2 separate regions of the Homo sapiens genome follow, and region 2 is linked to region 1. Evidence: chromatin loops called from intact Hi-C (ENCODE). Cell type or tissue: HepG2. All regions are shown on one strand.

The links. Hi-C counts contacts between places; a loop is a spot of excess contacts. Peaks named below come from ENCODE experiments on the same cell type or tissue, not always from the same donor. Only the 100,000 strongest peaks of a DNase experiment are listed, where the experiment ranks them.
Region 2: it touches region 1 in a loop (5-fold over the local background); 2 of 110 quality-filtered maps call a loop at or near these places.

What each region holds. Positions count from the first base shown.
Region 1 is chr6:142,923,204-142,931,203 of GRCh38, forward strand. All of the region lies in intron 1 of HIVEP2 (HIVEP zinc finger 2), which reads right to left. Among named protein-coding and RNA genes, the nearest start is that of HIVEP2, 18 kb to the right of the region's middle. RefSeq lists silencers at 3,471-4,040, 4,942-5,031. In HepG2, no CTCF peak of the experiment used is centred here; DNase peaks (open chromatin) are centred at 2,728, 3,368, 3,728 and 4,878; H3K4me3 peaks cover 3,757 bases.
Region 2 is chr6:142,742,819-142,750,818 of GRCh38, forward strand. No RefSeq gene overlaps it. Among named protein-coding and RNA genes, the nearest start is that of HIVEP2, 200 kb to the right of the region's middle. In HepG2, a CTCF peak has its summit at 3,897 (motif pointing right); a DNase peak (open chromatin) is centred at 3,913; H3K27me3 peaks cover 980 bases.

The DNA.
Region 1 (8,000 bases):
AGCCTGTAATCCCAGCTACTCGGGAGGCTGAGGTAGGGAATTGCTTGAATCCGGGAGGCGGAGGTTGCAGTGAGCTGAGATCGTGCCACTGTACTCCAGCCTGGGCAACAGAGCAAGACTCCGTCTCAAAAAAAAAAAAATCATAGTTAAATATTTAATAGTGAACAATAAGATAAGCATGAACCAAAATATAACAGATGACATTTAAAAATAAGATAGTTAATGCTACCTATTACATTTCCCATGATGTTAGCTACAGTCTCCTATGTTCCAACCAAGAGGATATATTGAACACTTTGGAGAAGATTTTCTTTTTCAAAACCATTCATATTTGATTCCAAATAATATTCCAATTCAGCTGATATATTGGATGGATCCCAAACACACCATCTGTTTTTTATTCAGTTGTACCTTAGCAAGGCAGAGAAATGAAGACCCCTTGCTCAAAAATTAATTTCAAGACAGTGACAGCAGATCATTTAACCAAACTCAGGGCCCTTCTGAGCTTGGAGCCCTGTACAAATGCACAGGTCACATGCCCACAAAGCCAGCCCTGTGGAGCCCCTAGATTCTATGTCAGGCACAGTACCAGGCAGGAGGTACAGCAACGGCTTTTAATCCATAATCCCGATGTCCAGAAAGGCTCAAATGTAGCATCAAAGATCCTGTTAGGCAATAAATAATCAAATATGAAATAGGTTTAAGAACTCAAAGAATCTTTGGATCTCAAACCGCTAGGTAAAGGCCGAGGGTTAAGTGCTAGTTAAAATGATTCAAATTCAAGTGGGCCTCTCTTCAGCTTTGCTAAATGTCTTCTTTTATAAATCAATAGGTCAATGAGCTTTTTAAAAAATGACTCTCATTAGATGCAAAAGGAGGACTGCAGATGATTAGAATAGTAAATAAAGCACCAGGATTGCAGTATCATGTTTCTTTCAGTGGTTTTTTAATTTAATAAATGTTTATTGTGCATCTGCTATATGTTTACATTTCATTAAAAATCAAATAATATCTCACTTTTTTAAACCTCTTACCAAAAAGAGAATTCTAAAATTATGACCGAAGACTACAAAATAGCATCTGAAATATGAGAGATAGCAGTATCATCTTTATTTCCTCATTCAGCACCCGTGCTCTGAGCAACTACTCCGGGTCAGGCACCGTTCTAGGCATTAGGCATTCAGAGAGGAAAAGACAAACTCTGCCTTTATTTATGTAGTTCATTGGAAAAGGCATACAGTAGACAACCAATTCTTTCAAAAAATACTGTTTAAGATATTTCAAATTGTAATTCCAAGATACAATGGAAGATTGCATTTATTCTAGGATTTTCCTCCAAGAAACATAAACTTCTCAGTTAAGAGGAAAAACATCTTCTCCTACTGACCCTAAACAGAACTATAGTTTTGGTCACTGCAAAGGCACAAAATTTTTCTGCAGTACAAAAGGTGGAATATATGCCCAAAAGTAGATATATTTGTAATTCATGTGTTAATCAAATCACATATGCTTAGACTATAATTACAGACAAGGTACTGGGTTTGGATTAATGTTATAAAAATTCAGAATCTATGCAGTCCATAAGGACTTTTCACACTCCATTTTTCATAAAATAGTATGTTAATCTCCTGGTGATTATGAGATTCAACTAATAAGTCTAAGGATCCTACTTAGCACCTCCAACATGATGCTGCATCAAAACTGGGGATTATTGTTCATACAAATCTGGAGTAACTGGTCCCTATAATACTACTACTAAATACTTTCATAGTACCTTTGCGGCCACATCTTTTGAGGCCACATAGTTGGGTCCTCTGCCTTCTGTCTATTTACTCTCTCTGTTTTAAATCTTATAGAGAGTAAACAGATAGAATGCAGGAGACCCAATATGTGGCCTCAAAGGATGAAACTAACATGCACTTTAGAAGTTCTCCTTGTTCTACCACACAAACGTTCCATACAATTTTATTGTGAAGGAAAAAAGGGAATGAGAATCAATATTTTTAGAAAGTAATCTTGCATTAACATAGTGCTTTCTAGTTTTATGAAACTTTGTCACTCACATAACCTTGTTTGTCCCCAAATTGTTTAACTGTAAGAGTGTACTATAATGGATTCTGCTCTCCTAACATAATACCAAGGAGCCACAACCTTCCCTCTATTCTTAATCTCCAATTTTATTTTCTTAAGTGGGCCACTAAGTATATCTGTACCAACATTTTTGTGCATTTCATAACCCATAACTTTGCCACCATAACAACTTGAACTAAGCTCAGATAGGAAATAGGATCGTTGTGTTATATTTTGTCAAGGAAAAAGGGAAAAGCTACCCCAAAAAGACAAATTTCAAAAATCTAAAGCTATTATTCCAGATGTACTCAAATAACCTTAAATTTCCTTATTGCATAAGTAAGCTGAAAGTTTCCCAAGAAAAATGACATCGTACTATATGCACATCTCATAATCCTATGGGGACTTCTTTTAAATGAGAACATTTAGGCAACACTACTGAAAGCATACATAAGTCAGCGGTTAGCTTCATGACTCAGTTTAACTTAAACATGTAAACATAGTGTATGTTCCAATTTGGAATGATTTTTGAGGTTTACTAGAAACTACTAAATAATATTTTCATTTAGTAAGTCCTTTCTCTGTCAACTCTTTGATGTAAGAAACCTTAGCAGACCTCCCAGTGAACTTTAGCATTTTGGCTGTGTGTCCAAAAGAACAATCTACCATTACAAAGCCTATTCATGAGTCAACCAGGGACGTAATCACAATCACGACTGCTCAGCTGATACGACTCTTCTTTATCATACCTGCAAGTATGGAAGACACGTAAGATTCAAGTTACTAAATTATAGATTATTAGTACTAAACATCGATTCTTAAATATAGTTCTAAAGATGATTCATGCAAATTTAAACTTTTTTTAAATTTAACAGCTTGGGTTAACTTGCTTGTGTTCAACTTTTTACGTCTACCTCTAGCAAAATAATATTATTATAAAAACAGTAAAAGTCCATCTAATAATTTCAGTATAATAAATCCAGGGCTTTGACACTGTCTTCAAATTCACAAGATCATTAGTATTCTTTTAAACCAAATTAATCATATTCCCTAAATAACAACAGCTAAAATCATGAACACTGAGATCATTTTCTTGTAATGATTCTGTCTGGAAGTGTATTAACGGCATGATGTTTGTGCTTTGCACTAAACATTCATATCTTTGTTTCCACAACAAAGTAAAAAGGTGGCAGTTAGAGGGAGAGTTAAACAAGGTTTCCTGTGAGGGCTTTGTGAAAAGAAAGAGCGTATATTCTATCCGGGCAATGACAAACGGACTCAGGCCTCCTGAGGTCAGCGCTCCTGGGCACCATCAGGCCCCACTTCGGGAGCCCCCGGTGCTCCGGGCCCACCTGACTGGGCGTCCTCTGAGTCAGGGAGGTGCCAGTGCTGTGGTCCCCGCGAGCCCAACTGTCCCCTGACCCCCGGGCTTTTCCGCACCGTGGAGTCCCCCGACACGCTGGGGCCAGTGAACCCGGGCCGGGGCGCGCGTTCTCCCTCCCGGACCAGCTCCCGGCGCTGGGCCCGCGGCCGAGAAACTAGGTCTGGGCCGGCCCTGCGGCGGCCGCCGGGCGCGGCGAGCCCCACTTTCTCCCGGCAGGAAGGGGGGAGGCCGAGAGCATTTCCTGTTGTGCAGCTGAGCCCTGCGGAGACGTCATTGCATTCATGCTCCCTCGGGTGTCAGCGGACGGGGGGCCAAAGTTCAAGCCGCGTCCAGGGCAGGCAGCGCGCGGCGGCGCGGCGGCGCGGGGCGGGCGGCCAGGGCTCCCCTCTCCCGCTGGCGCTCCCGGCGCCTCCGTCCCCGGCCGGCCCAGCGCTGCTACCGGAGGCCAGCCCTGGGGCTCCGCGGGGAAGAGCTGCTCTTCCTCCCGGAGGAAACCGAGCTCGCAAGCCCAGCGCTCCCAGCCGCAGACTGCAGGCTGCCCTCCTCCACCGCCTGGATTTCCCACGGGGAGGAAAAGGCGTGCGTTTCCAGGTGTTTGGAGGACGCACTGGCCGGGCGCACTTTCCTCAGCGTAATTTTGAACGCAGTTTCCCTAAAGATGACTCTTTTTTCCACTAGGATTATTTCCAAGTCATCAAAAGTGAAAAATCACGTAAGTGTTGTTGCAGTTGTTTTCCCCTCGTTTTCTATCTCCTTTCCAATTGTGAATTCCGTAAATAACTGTCAGACATAAAACAGGAAAAGGAACATTTCTTCACTGCAGAGCTCCAGTAAGGTGAAAGTAGGCAAGAAGGCCCCCTGAGACGTTTCTAAAAGCATATTCTATATGTTTTCATTATGAAAACACCCACTGCACTCCTTTTATTTATTAGGACCTTAAGTTATCCTATCTCAACTAATACTTTTAACAATCAGAATCTCTTAAGAATCTTTCAATCTTATACTTATCCACTTTAATAGCCAACAAAACCTTTAGCCAGAGTGTTTTAAAATGGAAATTACCTGTTCATGTTTCTTAAAGATTTTTAAAGTCTCCTTCTAAATTTCCAGCCTTCCATTTAGTTTCAAGCCATAAACCAGATTATAACAATGTGTAATTGTAGAGAAGCTGTGGCTTACGGTTAATAACGATTAAAAATAAGGCCATAAGGTATTTTATGATCATTTTGAAATAAAAAATTGAAATAGTTTAATTTCAGCTTGTGCAGTTTGAGACAGATCGTCAACTACAAAACAAATTGTAGATTCTGTTCTCATGGTGAACAAACATTACAGATGTTTTACTGTGTCAACATCTCTAACATTTGAACTAAGCAATGTTTCACATCAGGACATGAATTAAAACAATGTAAACTATGGACCTGGGGTGACCATGATGTGTCGATGTAGGTTCTTGGATTATAACAAATGTACCACTCTAGCGCAAGACTTCGATAGTGGAGGAGGCTGTGTGTATGTGGGGACAGGAAGTACATGGGAAATCTCTGTACCTTCCGCTGGATTTTGCTGAGAAGCTAAAACTACCCTAAAAATATAAACTCTATTTTTAAACATATGTTTAGGGTTTTATGAGTATCCTGATACTTAAAATGTGCATTGCATTGTAACCTATGAATTGACAAGAAATTAATCTTAAGAATTGGCACAGAAATCATCTCGATGTTTTCATGAAGTTCATCCTCGGTTCTACTGCTTCTTGATAAACAAGTTTCATGTTTAGAAGGTTACTGAAATTTTTTTATATGGTAAAGGCACATCAAAGACTTTACCATTTAATATATATTAGTTGTCCTATCCAGTCATGTACTATTTAAGGCAATATTAAAGGTAACTTAGATTTCCCCACTTACAGTGATGCAAAGCCCTTCAATAATATTCTGTTGTCTTATTTCCTAAACATCTGAATAATACAACTTTATCACATGATATCTTAAATTTGCATAGTATATTAGAGTTTGCTATTTGCTTCACATATATATATTTCTATCCCGATTTTTTCAAGAAATAGGCTCAGAGAACTGAAATCTCCACTCAGTTCAGGACTAGCATAGCTAGTCTTTCAATCTTGCTGAAAAGCAATCGCAAACTCTTCTCATTTTCAAACTCCTTATTCCTAACTGCAACCACTTCTTTACTTCCCAGTGGCCAGTGCCCCTGAGTGTGAGTGCTGAGAGGGGCCTGCAAAAAATCTAATCACATCCAACTGCTTTATTTACTTGGCTTCCCAAACTGTATCAAATGATTCTTGACTGTAAATGTGATTCCACTGTATCCAATCCTAGGAAATACTGTAGTGGATATCTGTTTCCTGAATGATCTTACACCAACTTTTTTTGGGGTGTCTTTTCTCCTTCATATCAATTGTTCTTTTATCCATTAAATCTCTGCAGCAATTCTTGTGTTTTTGATTTGAACATACTTATACTTGTTCCTTCAAATCATCTGCCAATGGTATACAATTAGCACTCCCCAAGCTGCATGTGACTCCCCAAATACTGCCTAAGCTCAGTGAAGATTTTATTCAAAATTCATGCTCTCTGGTCTATACCTAGTTGCTGATGATGGCACTTGGAAAGGACAAAGAGGGAAGACTTAAAAATGTTTTATTTTATAATCCTGATTACAGGCTAAATAAAATCAGTATTACCATAAATTTAGTATAGACTGAGGATATAAAGATCAGTATGAGAACGGTAAGATAAATTAACTTATGAATAAATACACAATTGAAAATATAAACCAGAACAAAAAAAAAGGAGTTCTTCAGGTTCCTGGTGCTATTTTCAAATGCACCTCTTTTACACCATGAAAGAGAAGAAATAACTGTGAGGATAAAAGGAAGTTTTGCAGGATAATGTATTTTACACTTTCTCTTTAGAAAAAAATTAAAGTGCTCCACTTTTGTTACTTAAAGTACATCATGAAGTGCGCAATTCCAACCTAAGAAGATATATTATTTCATACAATGAAAAGGATTAAGACTTGAAGTTTCCCAAACTAACCATTTTAAAACTCATTGTTTCATTCAGGATTGGTTTCATTTAAATGTGTAGTTAGAATATGAGAGAAACAGTAAGTTGTTACCATAATGTTTGGCTCTCCATGCTTCTGAGATCCAAGTTCTCTAACTCAAGAGTCTCCACATTTTCATAGACTTTGAAAAGTCTTTGATATGGCCAGACTGTATCTGACAGGCTGACTTGTTTCACAAACTGGCCTCCTCTCTAAAAATATTCAGAAGGGCATACTAAATTTTCACTCTTCTCTAACAATAATCAAATTGAGTAATATCCTTCTCAAATGAGCTTTCACCAGTCATTTGTTGTTTTTCCAGAAAACTGACTCCCAAGATATGTGATGACAAAATCAAGACTCTCTTCTTTCTGAGGTCCACATCCTATTTCCATGACACACTAAACGACTGTGTTGTTCCTCTACAGCCAGTACTTTCCCAAATCAAAGCCCAGCTCAAATTAAATAGCTGAAATGAAAGGAAGGGAGCTCACTGAGTGAACAGATATATATAGGAATGAAGAGAGAAGTGAATCATGCACACATACTCATGAACATATAAGAATGAATGAACCATTCATGAAAAACCTACCTACCTACTTGCTTGCTTCACAATCTTTGGTTCCTATAGAACCCTTTTCTACTGTGGTATCTCCAAGCTCAGTGGCTTTATTTTTCTTACAAACTACCCATAAAACTATAACCTTCTCTTTATTAAGTGGCCTTCAGCACAAATTACTAATGCCTCAATCCCTTCAAGGCTAGCTAACTAAACAAAGTACAGCCCCTGTAACTGAGACAGTCCCAAGACCTGCAGGTGGTTCCAGGACTATTCATTCACTTCTCTGGACAATAACAAGATGTATCATCACCTCGTACCTTTCGGGCTGTAGGTAAAAGTCAATATATTCTCAGATGGAAATATATTTACATAGTACTCAAGTGTTTGAGAGCACATCTCCTTGTTCAGCCTCCATCTATATTAAATACTTCAGAATAGGCCCTCAATGAAATCTAAGTAATAGTTAAGTACTCAGATGGCCTATAATCAAGCATGTTATTGAAACAGCAGTGTCCCCACATGAATTCAAGTAAAACAAAATTATTTTTTATTACAATATAGTATTTTCCTATTCTCTCCTAGTCACTCACAAAGTCCTCTGTACTTCTCCAGAACCAAAAGTGTGACTAGAGCTAAATCTAAAATGTATTTATTTCCATAATGATTAAAAGAAAAGTTCCAAAATCAAAGTACCCACTCAGGAAACAATAACTTCTATTTTGGCAACAGATAATTATTAAATCTCAACTCTCTTCTAATATATCACTTCTGCATATAGGTCTACTTGTTCTATCAAATATGTGACCATTTAAATATTCCTTCTTTACTATTCATTATGTGGAATAAGTCATCTGTGCAGGAAAATTAAGAGAGTTTTCTCATAGGCACTAAAGGCAGTCTAGAGCTCAAGTA
Region 2 (8,000 bases), 180 kb before region 1:
GTCCAACTTCACTATGCTGTACACTATGTATATGGGTGGGGTCATAACACTCTTGGTGAAATGAGGTAGCTGGTAGACATTGGAATTGTGTTAGTGTTTATGTTTGTATATTCCTACATGGCTCCTTCAGCTAAGTGCTGTCTTCTGCATTCACCTAGTATTTCTCAATTAAAAAGTCAAGCATAAGCAAATGTGTTATGTTCAAATTGTTCCCTAGTATGTCAACTGTGTTGGAAAAATTTTAAAACAAACATTACAGCAGAATGGACTGGAGACTGAATTTTTTAAAAAATTTTTATAATTTTTTTTTTTTCTTTTTTTAAAATTTTATTATTATTATACTTTAAGTTTTAGGGCACATGTGCACAATGTGCAGGTTTGTTACATATTTCTGGGAGGGCAACCACATGTCAATTGAGAAAATTCACATTTTGTTATTTTTGGAACTTTCCGAGATTTTCTTTCTCATTTCAGAAAATCATGTTCTAATGACAATGCCACTTGTGGCATCTGAGTTCCCAGTATAATACACCGGCAGGTGAATATGTAGCTGTCATAATCACGGTGATCTGCATGGAGGTGCAAGCTCCTAACTTCTTCATTATACTTTCTACTGTAATCTTTAACTATAACACAGTACATTTACCTATTTAATAGATGAATAAAATTTTATTGTAAATTAAGTTTCTGTCATTTCTCCTTTATATATAGTTAGGGTATTATACTGAAATTTTTGAAATTATCCATATAATTTTGAAAATATTATATGGATATTATACATTATATGGATAATTTCAATTATCCATATAATAATTTCAAAATTATATGGATATTTTCCATATAATAGGATGAGTAAACTATACAAAAGAGGCACTATAAAATATGATAGTTGATAAAATTGTGAACCATTGATATAGAGCAATAAAAAAGGAAGGGAATGTAGCCATATTCTTATCAACAAATTCATGGAAGGATTAAATGAGATTATATCTGTCTGGCATATGATCCACTTTAAATAAATTACAGATAGATTTATTATTATTAAGATAGTATCAGAAGAACCACAGTTCCAATTGCTCCCTGGACCTCTCCTTTCAGATGTCCACAGGACCCCCAAAGTCAGGAAGTAAGGAAGAGCTACCAAATCCGTCAGGGCTCTCCCAAACCTCCCTGCCCCCTGCCCTTTAACCATGTTGTGAAAAGGCATCATCTTTAATCTGTTTGTGGCTAGCTAGGAATGGGACGTTAACCATGACGCCCCCTTCTTCTGAGAACCTTGTATCTAATAAACCACCATCTCATATGGTGCACCACCTTCTTGCAGTTCAAGTCTGTCTGCTTTCTTTCATCTTCACCACTGCCGCATTATTGCAGGCCACCATCATGGAAATAGCCGCCTAGCTGAACTCAGTGGCCCCTCCCAACCCCTCATCTATTCTCTCTTTCACCAGCACCATCCAATAGAAATGCAATGTGAGCCACGTATGCAATTGTGAAATTTCTGGTACCAACCTAAAAAAAGAAGCATAGGAAATTAATTTTAACATCATTTTAATTAACCTAATATTTGTAGTGTAGTATCATTTAAACATGTTCTCACTATGAACAATTATGAATAACATATTTGAAACCGTCCTTGTGCTATATCTTCAAAATTGGCATATATTTCACATTTGCAGTGCATATCAATTTGGAGTAACCACGTTCCAAGTGCTCTGTAGCCCCATGTTGCTATGACTCTTGGACAGTGTACCTTAAAGCCCTTTTAGCGGGTAAACCGCAAACCCTGTCCCATCAGTTTCCTACCTAGCACGCTCTAATTCCCAAATAACTGTTGCCCTAATGTCTAAACCTCTAAAAATGATTTCCAAGACCCTGCAGTATCTCATCATTGTTTATCCCGTCGGCTCCACCTCTTGCTATCCCTTTCCTGGCCCTGCACCTCAGAATCTTTACTCCCTCTGTAGAATTTGTTTTGTTCTCTCCAACATGTCCTGCTCTCTCTTGCTGTGGGATTTTTCCAGAGGGCCTCCCCTACCTGTAACACTTTTAATGTTCTGCACTAACCTGATAATCACCTTACGTTCCAGAACACCCTTACTTTTTGTTCAGATTAGGGTTCCCTCCTTATAGTTCAGATTCACTTACCTCAAATCTGGGTTTGCATTGCAGCAATCCCTCTCTCAAATTCCTTTCCATGCTGTCATTGAAATCTCTTGCTCACATGCGGTCTTGCTTACTAAACAGTGCAGCAGGAGCAGTCAGTCAATCAACATGTTTGAATGAATGAAAGAACAAATGATGAATTTCCTTTGAAAGCTTGCAGCTATGGCTGAATGACAATCAATGAAATAATGGAATGGATGATTCTGGAGTCAGACAGACCTGAGTTTGAAACTCAGTTATGTAATCTTGGGCAAGTTATAAAATTTATGTTTCTTTCTCTACAAATATTTGGTGATTTGCGAAATGGAAGTTATAATGCCCATATTACAGGAGCTAAAAGGAGTAAATGAAATAATGTATATATACATAAAATGACACATATTTATTTATCTAAACAGAATGCAGTAAATCTGGACATATCTCTTTTGACATAGGAATGTCTAGTTATACATACCCTAAGATTTAGATTTACATAGAAAGAAGGTGGCTTTACTTCAGAATGGAGATCAAGACACATTCTTGAATGCATCATTAACCTGAAGCATTTGCTGCATGTGATTGGCAGAGGGAGGAGGGATGATAAATAGGGAATATAACATTTTTTCCCATCTGGCTATGTTCCTTGTGTGGACCACTTTCCCTGAAAGAAATCCCATATTGCCGAGTGGTAGGTACACCAAGGTCCTGGCTGAAATGCCTAACACATTTGAATTGTAACCTTCCCTGGGAACGTAAGTTATGTTATTCTTGGGGTAAGGAATTAAAGGAAGCAAAACTGGGGACTTAAATTTATTTAGTATTTAATATAAAAGGAGGTTATCTTTTTGCAATTTAAGTTTATTCTGGAAAATATTAATGAGGCAGTGTTCACATTTGGGGCATTTTAATATTGCTGGCATGATACAATTTGGGGGGATTTGATGCTGTCCTGTGGTACTCAATGTATTATTTCTGTTAAACTAGATTTGACAATGTGACTAGGCATGATACGAGTTGGGAAATATACCACAGTCCATCCCTTGTCAAACAGGCTTCCATATGAATATTAAGTCCTAATGCCCTAAGACACCCATTGTGTGTAACAAATTAACTTTTTTCCTACACACAAGGATGGTGCTAGTTACGTAATCTCCTTAGAAGATTTGAGAAAAATAGTCACTCAAATCATTTTCTGATGGGCTTAATTCTCTCTGGGAAAGGCTGCTTGTTCTAATTTTTGAGCTAAGATGAAGTTGCTTTATTTAATCTCTTTGTCTAGTTTGTTTCAGTTGAATATCACGTGAATTATGATCTCACTGATTCCAAGGGGATAACAGAGAGTCATAGACTATGTTTTGGGGAAAACAGTAGATCCTTGGTGACAGTGGGTTTTCTCCAAAGAGGGCAACATTTGCAGTGTGGTTTTCCATGAGTCTGGCTACTTAGATGGATACGCGGCAGCAAGGAGCAGTTTTCTCCTCAGACCCCTTGCTTCACAGTCAGGATGGCCGCTGGGCTAGAGAAAGGAAACCCCTCTGTTTCTTTCCTTCCTCCACCCTTCACTGTGGGAGAAGAAATGTCAGACTCCTTCCTTCTGCCTTCCATTTACTTAATAACATGTGGTCAGTAGAAAAGCAAGGCAAGGCTTCCAGGAGCCAGGGCGCTCTCTTCATAGACTCCATGTCCTATGCAGAAGCAGTAGGGGAGTCAGGGCCCTTGGGGAGCCCAGCTGCATCTCTCTTTCCTTAGGCCACAAGGGGGCATATGCATTTATACCAAGGCAGAAGTGAGAGACCCCACATGAGTCCTGAGAATGGGATATATTCTCCATCCTTGCTTTTAACAGATTTCTGGCAGGAGGAGGAGGATGCTTGTTTACTTCTTCAAAAAAGCGTGCTTTGGCTGTTATTGCTTGAGTGAGTTCCAGGGTCCAAAACTCAATGGAAACAGAAGCAGTCAATAGGATTGTATCACCAAAATCCTTAACTAGATATTTAGTGATAAGCACTGAACCTAAGTTCTTTGATAGCAGATTTTTGGGTTTGGTGTGGTTTGGTGGTTGTTGTTCATTGGTATAGCTCCAGCACCAAGAAAAGAGCTAGCATGTGATAGAACCTCAATAGCTGTCAAATGATGAGTGCTTATAGAGGTGGGTGGTGCAGCCTGTGCACAGGGGAAGGGTCCAGCCTGCAGAGGTGGCCAGTCAATTCAGGAAGCACTAGACACATGTGAAGTTTAATTTAAATATAATTAAATAAAATTAAAAGTCCAGTTTCTCACTTGCACTGTCCGCATTCCCAGTGCTCCAGTCATGTATAGCTATAGGCTTTTGTATTGGAAGGTGTAGATATGGGACATTTTTCCCATTACAGAAAGTTCTACTGGATGGCACCGCTTTAGAGCCTAACTGCCTCTTCTATTTACTAGCTGGGAAAACTTAAGCAAATTATTTCACTCAGTTTTGTGACTATTAAATGAGGGAATAAATGAAAGCACTTAAAACAGGGCTTGTAGAGAATACTTATCATTATTAGCTACAAGAGATTTTGTATGGGGATGCTGTCCCCATAAATGGCCTGGATCCCTGGACCATGTACAATGTGTGTGTATGTAGTTTTTCCTACATGCTGCAACAATAACCTGTAGGAAATAATAGCCACCGTGCCCAGTGGCATTTTTTAATAGAAAGGTTTTCATTTAAAAATATTTTATTAATATGATTTTTAATAAATTAAGGAAATGTATGATCATTAATCATTTTATTTTAATTTTGCCAAAATAAGATTTTATTCACATCGAACTATATGGATTCTGCTTGTATTTCAACAATGTAACAACACTTGGAATCTACTTGAAGAATAAAACATGCCAGGGGCTGGGCGGGGTGCTCACGCCTGTAATCCCAGCACTTTGGGAGGCCAAGGCAGGCAGATCACTTGAGCCCAGGAGTTCTAGACCAGCCTGGCCAACATGGTGAGATCCCCATCTCTACAAAAGAAATACAAAAAATTAGCTGGGCGTGGTGGCGGGCACCTGTGGTCCCAGCTATTATGGAGGCTGAGGTGGGAGTGTCTCTTTGAGTCAGGGAGGCAGAGGTTGCAGATGGTGCCACTGCACTCCAGCCCAGGAAACAGAGCAAGATGCTGTCTCAAAAAAATAAAAATCCATGGCAGGGATCTACTGCAGAATCTGAAATACATTTATAGGCACTTAGTGAATGGAGAGAAAATCTGTTGATATGATTCATTTTGATAACCAACATGTATTTCTAGTCTTGAAATCCTGGCTTCAAGCAATCCTCCTAGATCAGCCTCCCAAGTAGCTGGAATTACAGGCACAAGTCAATACATCCTGTCAAATGTATATTTCTGAAGGTGGCCTTAGTTGTTGATAAGCAATGGATATGTATGCATAAAATGATCCATCTAGAGAATTCTAGAAAATAGAGTTTGTGTCTTCTTCTTGTTACTCTTTAGGTACTGTTCGGTGCCAAGTAGAATAATTTCCACCACTTTCCCTGTTCTTCAGTACTACTGCATAGCCAAGCTGGTTTATTGTTGCATATAAAGTCTGGGTAAGCATATGTTTCTCTACACTCGGAAATTAATGGGAGCTGATGCTCTGTATAATGTCAAATTGCCCCTGGGAAAAAAAACTGTACTGTGGCAAAGTCGATGCCACCATATTTAGTAATATATTTTAAACTAATAAAGACCATTTCCAGGGCAGAAATAAGCTTTGTTGTTTTTGTATGATTCTGAGCCCATTCAACCCAACAACTTTCACAGTACATTATTGTGATTGTAATCTTGATCTAAGTGAGAAGAGCATAAATAATGAGAAACTGTTCTTTAAGCAAACCTGGACAAAGAGGTGGGAGCTCATTTTTAGCCTTGATTCTGTAATGAACCACCTATTTCTCCTTGAAAACTTCACCTAACTTCTCTAGACTACAGGTTTTGGAAAAGATATTTGTAAATGACAGGTTAATTTAATAACCTCTAATTTATTATTTAATAATGAAGCTACTATTATGCTACTAAGGAAATAGTAACTAATAGTAAATAATTCCACAAATGCAGTTGATTTTTTCTCAGAAAATGATGTTCTAAAAGTTTTGTTTTCTAGAAATTATCTTGGGGAATATATTGAAAATCAAGTTCTCAAAAATATTAAACAATTTTGTATCATTAAGGCTCAGCAGATGAGATGTGCTGTCCTGTGAAGTATACCTTTGCTCGCCCCTATGTTCTTTGTCTACCTTTGGAAACCCTCAAACTTCCTCTTCTACCCCTTTATATACCCTGAGGAATTTCATCCAATTCAGTGCTCTCAGCTATGATGAAAAACAAGAACTGACAAACCAGTCTCCAGCTCTGGCCTCTCTTGTTTGAGGTTGAACTCCTTCAGAACTGCTAAGGAAAGCTCATCTCTTTACCAGCATTCTGTACAAATCCACTCTCTTTTGTGGCTGAATAATGCCACCCTCATTCTATTGTCCAGGTTAAAAACTCATCATCTTTAACTTCTCCATCTCTTTCATCCCAGCACCAAATCAGTCTAGCTATCAGCCATTCCTCTTCATTAAGCAAAACTGTCCCTTCTTTCTCCAGGTCTCCATCATTTGTTTGGATTGTTGCTGCTTTTATTTCCCTTATCTTCGCTGGTGCCACAGTATTTTATTTTTCCCAAAATAATGATAACGACAACAATTAGCAAGGCCACTTTATTGCTTCAATCCTTCCTTGGTTCTCCATTGCTTACAGGGCCAGACCTGTAGGCTGGATTAGGAAATTGGACTTTGATATGTGTTTCTAGCTTAACCATGTACTACCTTGCCACATACCTAGGGTGCCAGCTACATCTTGCTTTTTACACATTAATTGCTTTACACATCTCAGATCAGATCTAATATGCGTTTTCCCACTAATTTTTTATATTGCCCTCTCCTCTAGAATATAAACTCCATTAAGGCAAGGACTTTATCTGTTTTGTGCCATATTGGACACCTAGCACACACAAGAGTACTCCAATGTAGGTGATGAAAAGCTACGTTGAATGAATTAGTCAATTTATTGTTTCAAGGATCTGTTCTAAGGCTACCTCTGTGATGAAGCTTTTCTTCATTCTCAGCAGGATGATTGCTCTCTCCAGGATGATTTCTCTCTCCCTTTATGGTTATAAAACCAAATGTGCAACTATTTTAGCTCAAACATCATATTATCCACATTTACTTACATATATGTCTTTCCTATTTACTTGAGCTCCTTGGTGGCACGGATACTCTTTATTAATTCTAAATGCCCACCACCAGGCTGGGAGCATTAGGTTCACACCTGTAACCCCAGCACTTTGGGAGACTGAGGCAGGCAGATCACTTGAGGCCAGGTGTTTGAGACAAGCCTGGCCAACATGGTGAAACCCTGTCTCTACTAAAAATGCAAAAATTAGCCATGGTGGCATGCACGTGTAGACCCAGCTACTCAGGATGCTGAGATGGGAGAATCACTTGAACCTGGGAGGCGGAGGTTGCAGTGAGCTGAGATAGCACCACTGCACTCCAGCCTGGCCTGCAGTAAGACTCTCAAATAAATAAATAAATAAATAAATAAATAAATAAATAAAAATAAAAATAAATGCCCACTATCGTACCCAGTTCATAGTTGGCACTCAATAACTTTTATGAATGAATGAATGACTGAATAAATGAGTGATGAATTAGGTAGAGGAGGAAACAGAGTAATTTGATTTGGCCTGGGATCACCAACACACACACACACACACACACACACACACACACACGCACGCACACATCAATGAGGAATATGACACACAAATCACCCTACATAATCAAA